2 separate regions of the Homo sapiens genome follow, and region 1 is linked to region 2. Evidence: read pairs that join two places in POLR2A ChIA-PET (ENCODE). Cell type or tissue: OCI-LY7. All regions are shown on one strand. Each heading gives the region's core, and the rest is flanking DNA. Links, peaks and the distances in the headings are about the cores only.

Evidence for each region. ChIA-PET counts read pairs that join two places held together with the same protein. Peaks named below come from ENCODE experiments on the same cell type or tissue, not always from the same donor. Only the 100,000 strongest peaks of a DNase experiment are listed, where the experiment ranks them.
Region 1: POLR2A ChIA-PET joins it to region 2 with 6 read pairs; 2 of 35 experiments call an interaction of 5 or more read pairs at or near these places.

The regions. Positions count from the first base shown.
Region 1 is chr4:78,228,814-78,233,219 of GRCh38, reverse strand. The region is part of intron 2 of FRAS1 (Fraser extracellular matrix complex subunit 1); the gene reads right to left. Among named protein-coding and RNA genes, the nearest start is that of SNORD161, 58 kb to the left of the region's middle. In OCI-LY7, for the core only: no CTCF peak of the experiment used is centred there; no DNase peak of the experiment used is centred there.
Region 2 is chr4:78,875,035-78,879,440 of GRCh38, reverse strand. BMP2K (BMP2 inducible kinase) reads right to left here. Exons shown (of 16, transcript NM_198892.2): 14 at 550-707. Among named protein-coding and RNA genes, the nearest start is that of PAQR3, 62 kb to the left of the region's middle. In OCI-LY7, for the core only: no CTCF peak of the experiment used is centred there; a DNase peak (open chromatin) is centred at 2,520.

The sequences.
Region 1 (4,406 bases), core at 318-4,317, 650 kb after region 2:
ATGACTCTAAGTGCCAGCCATATTTATTCTCTCCAGATGCAACATTCTTACTTCTTGAGGTGAGTTCTTCTCTGCACTTCAATTATTTTGACAGTGACCTCCAAACTTGAAAGCAGTCCATTATACTTTTAAGCAGCCCTCAGTCGCTGGACTTGGCTTACTAAACTGTAAACAGTATCTTCTAAGAACATGGAGTAGGTTATTCACTTTCATTCTTTCATTCACAAAACCATAGTTTTTCTTTATGTTAATTCAAAGTTTAAATGTATCTGGGCTTAGGAAGCCTTCCTGATATGTTTACCTATCTGTCTTCCCAGCAGACTATGACTCTTCAAACAAGGAGATCTCATTTGATTCCTCTTTGTATATCTCAAAATTCACTTAGCACAGTTTCTGTATGTTGACTGAATTAATTAATAATCAACCCTGAGTTTGTTTACCCACACAAAAATATCTATTCATAAGAATTGAGATACTCCAGATAGGTTGTGAGAGCTTGAGAAAACAATGTTTAAATGATGTCACTACAAAATCTTTATAATGTTGAATGTCATTACTACATTAATGTCAAACTATGTTTACAGAAAAATTTTCTTCATCTAGGTATTGGACCTATCAAAAATCTTCCTTGTACCAGCCAGGCACGGTGGCTCACGCCTGTAATCCCAGCACTTTGGGAGGCTGAGGCAGGCAGATCACGAGGTCAGGAGATTGAAACCATACTGGCTAACACGGTGAAACCCTGTCTCTACTAAAAACACAAAAAATTAGCTGGGCATGGTGGCGGGCGCCTGTAGTCCCAGCTACTTGGGAGGCTGAGGCAGGAGAATGGCATGAACCCGGGAGGCGGAGCTTGCAGTGAGCCGAGATCGCACCACTGCACTCCAGCCTGGAAGACAGAGTGAGACATTGTCTCAAAAAAAAAAAAAAATCTTCCTTGTATTAATATCTCTATGGAACTAAATAATGTGTTATGGTTAATTTTAAGTAAAATGAGTCCTTTACCAAGGCCTGGACAGATGGCCATGTTTTTCAGGTCTTAATCTTTACAAATCAATTATATGGTCACATAAAGTTGCTTTATGAAAGCAGGGAAGCTAGAGTTCTTCAATAGCTAGAACTTTGGATAAAGCCATAAAATCCAAAGTAATAACATTGTAAACTAAGTTTTACAGATTTTCCATGTTGCTATTGCAATTCCGACACTTTAAAATCCTCCTTTCCAATCTAACACATTCAGCAAAAGAAATACTCTTAAAATAGCTTTTCACTAGAAAATAGATTAAAGGATTAGATTATGACAAGCCTAAAAAGCAATCAAAATATCTTTGTAAACAGCTTTTAATATTTTTAATAATATATGAATAAAATGTTCTTGCAAATAATATAATGCCTCCATCCCCAAATACTTCAAAGTAATAGCAAGGTGCTTTAAAAAAAAAACAACTTGTTTCACTTGGGAAAGTATTTACTGAATATTTGATTAATGCTAATAATAAACAATAAATATATCTTTAATAAGTGCTCAAATTTCTGGGGGGGATTATTTATAGAATTCTAAAGAGCAGTATATCAACTGTCAACATAAATTTTCTTTCATCTAAATGGTGTAATAACCCTACTTTAATTATTGATTAATTCATCTCATTTTAAATTCCCTTGGCTTCTTAGACCAAAAGTGAGAAAGAAAGAATAAAGCTCCCCAAAAGCTGTGTTTTCAAGTTACAAAACAGTATGTAGATATAATATTTTTGTAATAAAAATATATCTATGTGCATAGAAACAAACTGTGGAATTATATAAACCAGTAAGTGAGGGGTAGATAATTCTGTGTGTGAGTTCCAGATGATTTTTTGTTTTCCTTTATCCTTATCTGTATTTTCCGTTTTTCAACAACAAAGATATATAATTTATATATATATATAATTTATGTGATCTTTTGAAGTTACTTTTAAAATATAAGGTGCCCAGGCACAGTGGCTCACGCCTGTAATCCCAGCACTTTGGGAGACCAAGGAGGGTGAATCACGAGGTCAGGAGTTTGAGACCAGCCTGGCCAACATGGTGAAGCCCCATCGCTACTAAAAATAGAAAAAAAATTGCTGGGCATGGTGGCAGGCGCCTGTAATCCCAGCTACTCAAGAGGCTGAGGCAGGAGAATCGTTTGAACCCGGGAGGCGGAGGTTGCAGTGAGCCGAGTTCGTGCCACTGCACTCCAGCACCGGCAACAGTGTGAGACTCCGTCTCAAAAAAATAATAACAATAAAATAAAATATAAGGTAAAAAAACAAAAAATGTTATGCTTTTTCCCCAGTCTACTATATGTAGATAGACCCTGGACTACAGAGTTGAAATGTCATGGGGGAGGGAATTTAAATAAAAAGCACTTAGCAAATACATAACAGTAGCAATTTATCTAAATTTCCTGAGCTATCCCCAAACCTTCTTGTACTCAGTAAAATTTTTAAAAATTAACAGTGTTTCCTACTTGCCCTTCAAAGCAGCGAACAGGACGCAATATTCAATTAAGTCTCATGTCTTCATTTCTGGAGGTTCATTTTCCTGACAAGTCTGGTTTTCAGGAAAGATAATCTATAAAAAAGGATTCTTTGACCCAGCTCCCATTCGGACACAGAAATAATGGTCCTTGTTTGTCAGGGAACCATGAAGAAACGAATCAATAACTTTCATAAGGTTATTTTAGAGTGCAATTCTTTCCCCAAGTGCCCTTCTTCAGACAGCTTAGATAAACAATACCTTTTCTATTGGTTCTCAATTTAAAGTTCATGTAAAGCTCCTCATCCTGTCCCAAATAAAAAGGAGCAGAGGACACTTACCGCTAAGAAAAGATGTGAGACTTTGTATTTACATTAAATTATCTCCTTTCAGGAGGAGCAAATACAGGTTAATTAAAAAACAAAATTGTGATCCACTTCCTGTTTGAGACCTATTTCAAAGGCTTGTTTCATATAATACCCCCTTAAGGAGTTTCTTGTTTTACACATCAAAAACCTAAGCAGTTTCCCATTTCAGCATCCTGGCATGATTAGCTTGTACCTGATCTCCTCCTCCAGCTGTCTTAAAATGATAAACCTGAAGACATAGCTATAAGAGTATCAACTTGTATACAGAAACAACAGCATGAATCACAGATGAAAAGATTGCTGCTAATTATAGCTTAAAAATGTCTTTGTGCAAGAGACCCTCAACAACATAGTAAGTTAGCATCATGCTTTGGTACAGAAGTCTTAGAATAGTGTGGTGCCAAGGGTGGAGGTAGGGAGACGGAAAGAAAGGGACAAGCTGCCTCCAAGTGCTTCCCAGGTCCTCCACATACTCATGATGGTACAACTTCTCACAGCGTCCTGTGAAACTGACATCATGACTCTGATTTTATAAATGAGGGAATAAGGTGTGAAAAGGCAGAGTGAATTGTCCAGAGCTCAGCTATTAGGAGCTAATAGGAGCGGCTAGATCTGGGATTCAAACCCTGACTTTTTTTTTTTTTATTCTGTGCTGTTATCATATAATATCAATAACAATGCCTTATATTGTACAGCAGTCTTACCATTTCAAATCTCTCTTACTTCTACTCTCTGACTTTAACAGACTACCCAGGCAGGACACACTAGGGCAGTGCTGCCTACATTTACAGATAAAGGGACTGTGAAGCTTAAGGGACTTACTTGCCCAATATGTTTGCATGCCTGCAACAGCATACTCCCACCCTTCTTAATCTAACTTCCACACATCCTCCAGGTCTCAGCTGAAATATCACTTCCTCAGATTAGCCTTTTCTGCCTCCTTAACCAAGTAAATATTCCACTACCTCATGTCTCAAAGCTCCACCTGCTTCCACAAAGCCAGGCTTAGTCCTCTAAGTTTTGTTTTACAAAGAAAAAAAAAAAAAAAACAAGGACAAAGAGGGCACCTCTGGGTCCCAAATTCTTTGGCATTTTCACCTTTTTATTTCTTCCTAAAACCTTTGAGATAGATTTTATCATCTCCATTTTACAGATAAGGAAACCAAAGTTCAGAGAGGTTAAGTAATGTCCCAAAGTTTGTAACTGATGGTATTAATGCCTATATTTCAACCAGTGTCCATCTGATTTCAAAGCTTATGTTTTTCCCACCAAACCCACCTCCATACCCACAGGCTTGGTTTATGAACATAGGTCATATACCACACTAAGTCAGGTAGCAATGCTAAAATGGTACAATAGGCAAACTTGAGTTCAAACACAAGTTCATTTACTTCTTAGCTTTAGGACTCCGCACAAATCTCTTAGCTTTTCTGAGTCTCTGTTTCCTAATATGCAAACTAAGGATAAGATTGGACTCAATCAGGTGACAGTAAAGATGAAATAAGTTAATGTACTTGTATTACCACAGTGACTTGTCCTTAG
Region 2 (4,406 bases), core at 169-4,168:
TCTGATTTAAAGTGAAAAAGAATTTATTTAATTTTTGCCATATCAGGACAACAAAGCAGCCCTTTTATGTCACCACTCATTAAAAGGACATTACAAAACATTAACATAATGTAGTAGCCCATGTTTTCTTTCAGGCATTTTCAAAGGGCATCTCAGACCCACAATATTTTCTATTGAGTGTGCAGAAAAACAGAGCTGCAAAATCATTAGTAAGGCAAAATAATAAAATGTCTCCCTTTTTATTGAAACATCAATTTTCCATGTTTTAGAGATATTCTGAATTTAACATTCATAGATATGCAATATTTAAGTTTTAGGATATTAGCATACTATCAGCAATATTGGGTTTAATAGCTACTATCAAGCAACTGATTTCTAATGCACACAACATAATTTGATAGTATATGTATAAGAAGATGGCCTGAATTTTGCCCTCAAATGCACAAAAAGAATTTTCCATACACATTCTCAAAAGTCTTTGGCCTTGCTGAATAATAATAGAGCTGTTATTTTACTGTGAAGCAAAATAAGCCTTCAAGTGTCCCTTACTTGATCTTAGAAGGTCAAATTCTCTGTCCAATAGTTCCTCTTCTGTTAACTTAGAGAAATTATCCTCTCCAAAAGGATTCCACCCTGACATATCAGGTGGATTGCTGATGTTCTTCTGATTTGTGAAATTTGCAATGGCCTCTTTATCAGCAACTGACCTATAGTAATAATTGAGTAAGAAAAAAGAAGATGGAAAGAAAAATTAAAATAAATAAAAATTTACAATGCCCTACTTTATACTTTATAAATACTTAGAAAACCAAATCATTTCCTTATGACAGAGATGACAGACAAGGGCATGAGATGGAGAGGGAGAACATATGGGATCTAGATCACCTCCATAAGGTATACTAGCTCCATAATCACCTACATAAGGTACCCTAGCTGTGTACCCTTGGGCAAGTTCCTTAACTTCTCTGCCTCAACTTCATCTGTAAAAAGGAGTAATAGTATCCACCTCATAGGGTTGCTGAGAAGATTAAATAATTTAATACACGTAAAGCAAAGAGAACAATATCTAGTAAAAATAATAAATATTAACTGTTATTATCATAGTAAACAAGACTTAAAGTAAAAAATCAGTCACCTTATCAGACAGCATCACTCTAAAATCACTACTGAACACAGTGATCAAATGCCTTGGTTATGCTGGGACACCACAGTAATTTTCCTTTTGACAAAGGCATTCCCTATATATAGCTACCAACAAAAGATGAATTGCTAGGACTGCTTTATAAATTAGCTAAAGTTAAATGAGGGTTATTTTTGCATATAATAAATTATTATAGTATTTAAAGTATCTAGAGTCTGGAGCCTGAGACCACTGGTTCTATGAAAATTATCCTACAGGGCTCTTGGCTTTTAAGAGAAGATGAGAATATAAAGATTTCTTAACCCAAGAATCCCTGTGTACCTCTCCCTCAACCCAGCCTGGAAATATAGTCATATACCACATAATGACCTTTCACTCACCAATGGACCATACATATGATGGTGGTTCCATAAGATTAAAATAGAGCTGAAAAATTCCTATCACCTAGTGATATCGTAGCCATTGTAACACCATAGCACAACAGCTTACTCATGTGTTTGTGGTGATGCTGATTTGAACACACCTACTGGGCTGCCAGTTGTATAAAAGTATAGCAATACAATTGTGTACAGTGCATATTTGATAATGACTGTATTACTGCTTTATGTATTTACTGTACCATATTTTTGAGTTATGTTCAAGTATACTCCTACTTATTTTATTTAAAGTCGACTGTAAAACAGCCTCAGGCAGGTCCTTTAGGAGGTATTCCAGGAGAAGGTATTGTTATCATAGGAGATGACAGCTCCATGCCTGTTATTGCCCCTAAAGAACTTGCAGTGAGACAAGATGTGGAGGTGGAAGACAGTGATATTGACAATCCACATCTTGTGTAGGCCCGGGCTGATGTGTGTGTTTGTGTCTTAGTTTTCAACAAAAAAGTATAAAAAGAAAAGTTAAAAAAGAAAAAACTTATAGAATAAGAATATAAAGAAAATATTTTTGTACAGTTGTACATGTTTGTGTTTTGTGTTATAACCAAAGAGTCAAAATGTTTTTAAATTTTCAAAGTTTATAAAGTAAAAAAGTCACAGTAAACTAAGGTTAATTTATTATTGAAGAAGAAAAAAATTTTATATAAATTTAGTGTGTTCTAAGAATGCAGTGTTTATAAAGTCAAGTCTATAATAGTGTACAGTAATGTCCTAGGCCTTCACGTTCACTCACGACTCACTCATTGACCCACCCAGAAAAACTTCCAGTCCTCTAAGCTCCATTCATGGTAAGTGCCCTATACAGATGTACCATTTTTAATCCTTTATACAATATTTTTATTTTACCTTTTCTATGTTTAGATACAAAAATACTTACCATTCTGTTACAATTGTCTATAGTACTAAATATAGTAACATGCTATACAGGTTTGTAGCGTAAGAGCAATAAGCTATATAATAAAGCCTAGATGTGTAGTAGGCTATACCATCTAAGTTTGTGTAAATGCACTCTATGATGTTCATACAACAATAAAATTGCCTAATGATGCAATTTCTTAGAACATGTCCCCATTGTTATGCAATGCATGACTGTATAGCATAAGAACGAGACAATGTAAGAAAGCTATTAAGTTCCTTTCATAATTCATATGCAAATCCTCTTAACAGTAGTAATGAAGGGAGAATCCTAATGTTCAAAGTAGTATCTCAATTTCACAAGTCTTAACTGATCCCCTAAATTTACCTAACCGTTGAGAGCTCATTGCCATTGCCACCAAACAGGTCTTAGAAGAGAAAAGAAAGGCAAAAGTCGTCTATTTAATCCCTTAGTCCAAGCCCCTTCAGCATATCTGAGCCAAGAATAGGATACTTAAATACTTACTGAAGGCTAGCATATAACAGAGGAAAATAAATAGTAAGTTACCTACAAGTAAATAGACTTGCTTAGTAAATAGAACTTAGGTATCTTAATTTAAAAAACAATTCAGTTTAAAGTCCATTCTGGATGCATTAACTGCCAGTCTGAGCCTGCCTCTGTGTGACAGAGTCCCATCTCTCCTTAAAACACAGATCAGATGTTTTTACCCAGAAAATTGAAGGAAAAAAAAAAACAGATCACAGTGGGTAAAACTCAAAGAGAGATGGGCATCCCCCCTCCTGTCTGTCAATCATTCCTTTTAGAACTTTCGGATTCCCTATATGAATCACCCTCTTCCTATTCCCAAAATAAATTTATGGATTCCTATTGGCAGACTGTAACTCAATAGGGTTATCACCTTAACCTAGTTTAAACAGGTATTAAAAAATGTCTACAAGTTATCTGACATTCCTCCCTTCGAAGGGTGAAACCGAATTTCACTGCCCTTGAACATGAGCTAGATCTAGTGACTCAATTCTAACAAATGAAATATGGCACAAGCAGCAGCCCATGACTGCTGAGACTAGGTCTAAAAAGACATTTCAGATTCCTCCTTGCTCTGTCTCTTGGATCACTTATTGAGGGAGAAACCAGAATCAATAATTCCTTGTTCAAAATAATTTTTGCCTTGGCAAAGAGAAAACTCAAGCAGTCTTTTGAAGAAATCCATGTGGCAGGGGACTGAAGCCTCCTGCCCAAAGCCATGTGAGTGAACTATCTTGTAAATTACATCCTTTATCACCAGCCAAGCCTTCAGAGGACAGCCGACCCAGCCTTACCAGACACAACCACCCTGTTAAGCCACCCCTAAATTTCTGATCCAAAGAAAGTATGTAAGATAATAAATGTTAACTGCTGTTTTAAACCATTAAGTTTTGAGATAATTTATTAGGCATCAACAGATAACTAATATAACAGGGCAATTATATCATAAGAAGATAACGTATGCATAGATGATGTTTATTTTAACTATTATTGGAATATAACACAGTAATACTCTCTGATATTCATACTAAAGATAAATTAACATGGTGGAAGAGTAGAAAGTTTAGCAAAAGATAGTAGAAAAGAAAAGGAAATAATTATTCCAACAAAGATAGTGACTCTTTCCCTCTGTCTAAGGAACTACTACTTGGTTTCTTATATTCTACTCAAATAGCCCTTATCCACTGAGAGACAAACATTTAACCCCAATTCTCTTCTTCCACTGACTTTGTCATAAGCAGGAACATTAGTTTAGAGCTCTTTTTAAATTGTTACAGAAGATACTATACTCAACATACAATCTGATGTTAAATAGGTATAATATTAATGAAGTAGCATTGACGTACCAAGTGTGGCTGGAGCAATGTTCCCACATGAAGTTCCACATTTCTAACCTTTAGTGGCTGAGTGTATAATTTTTTCTAACACA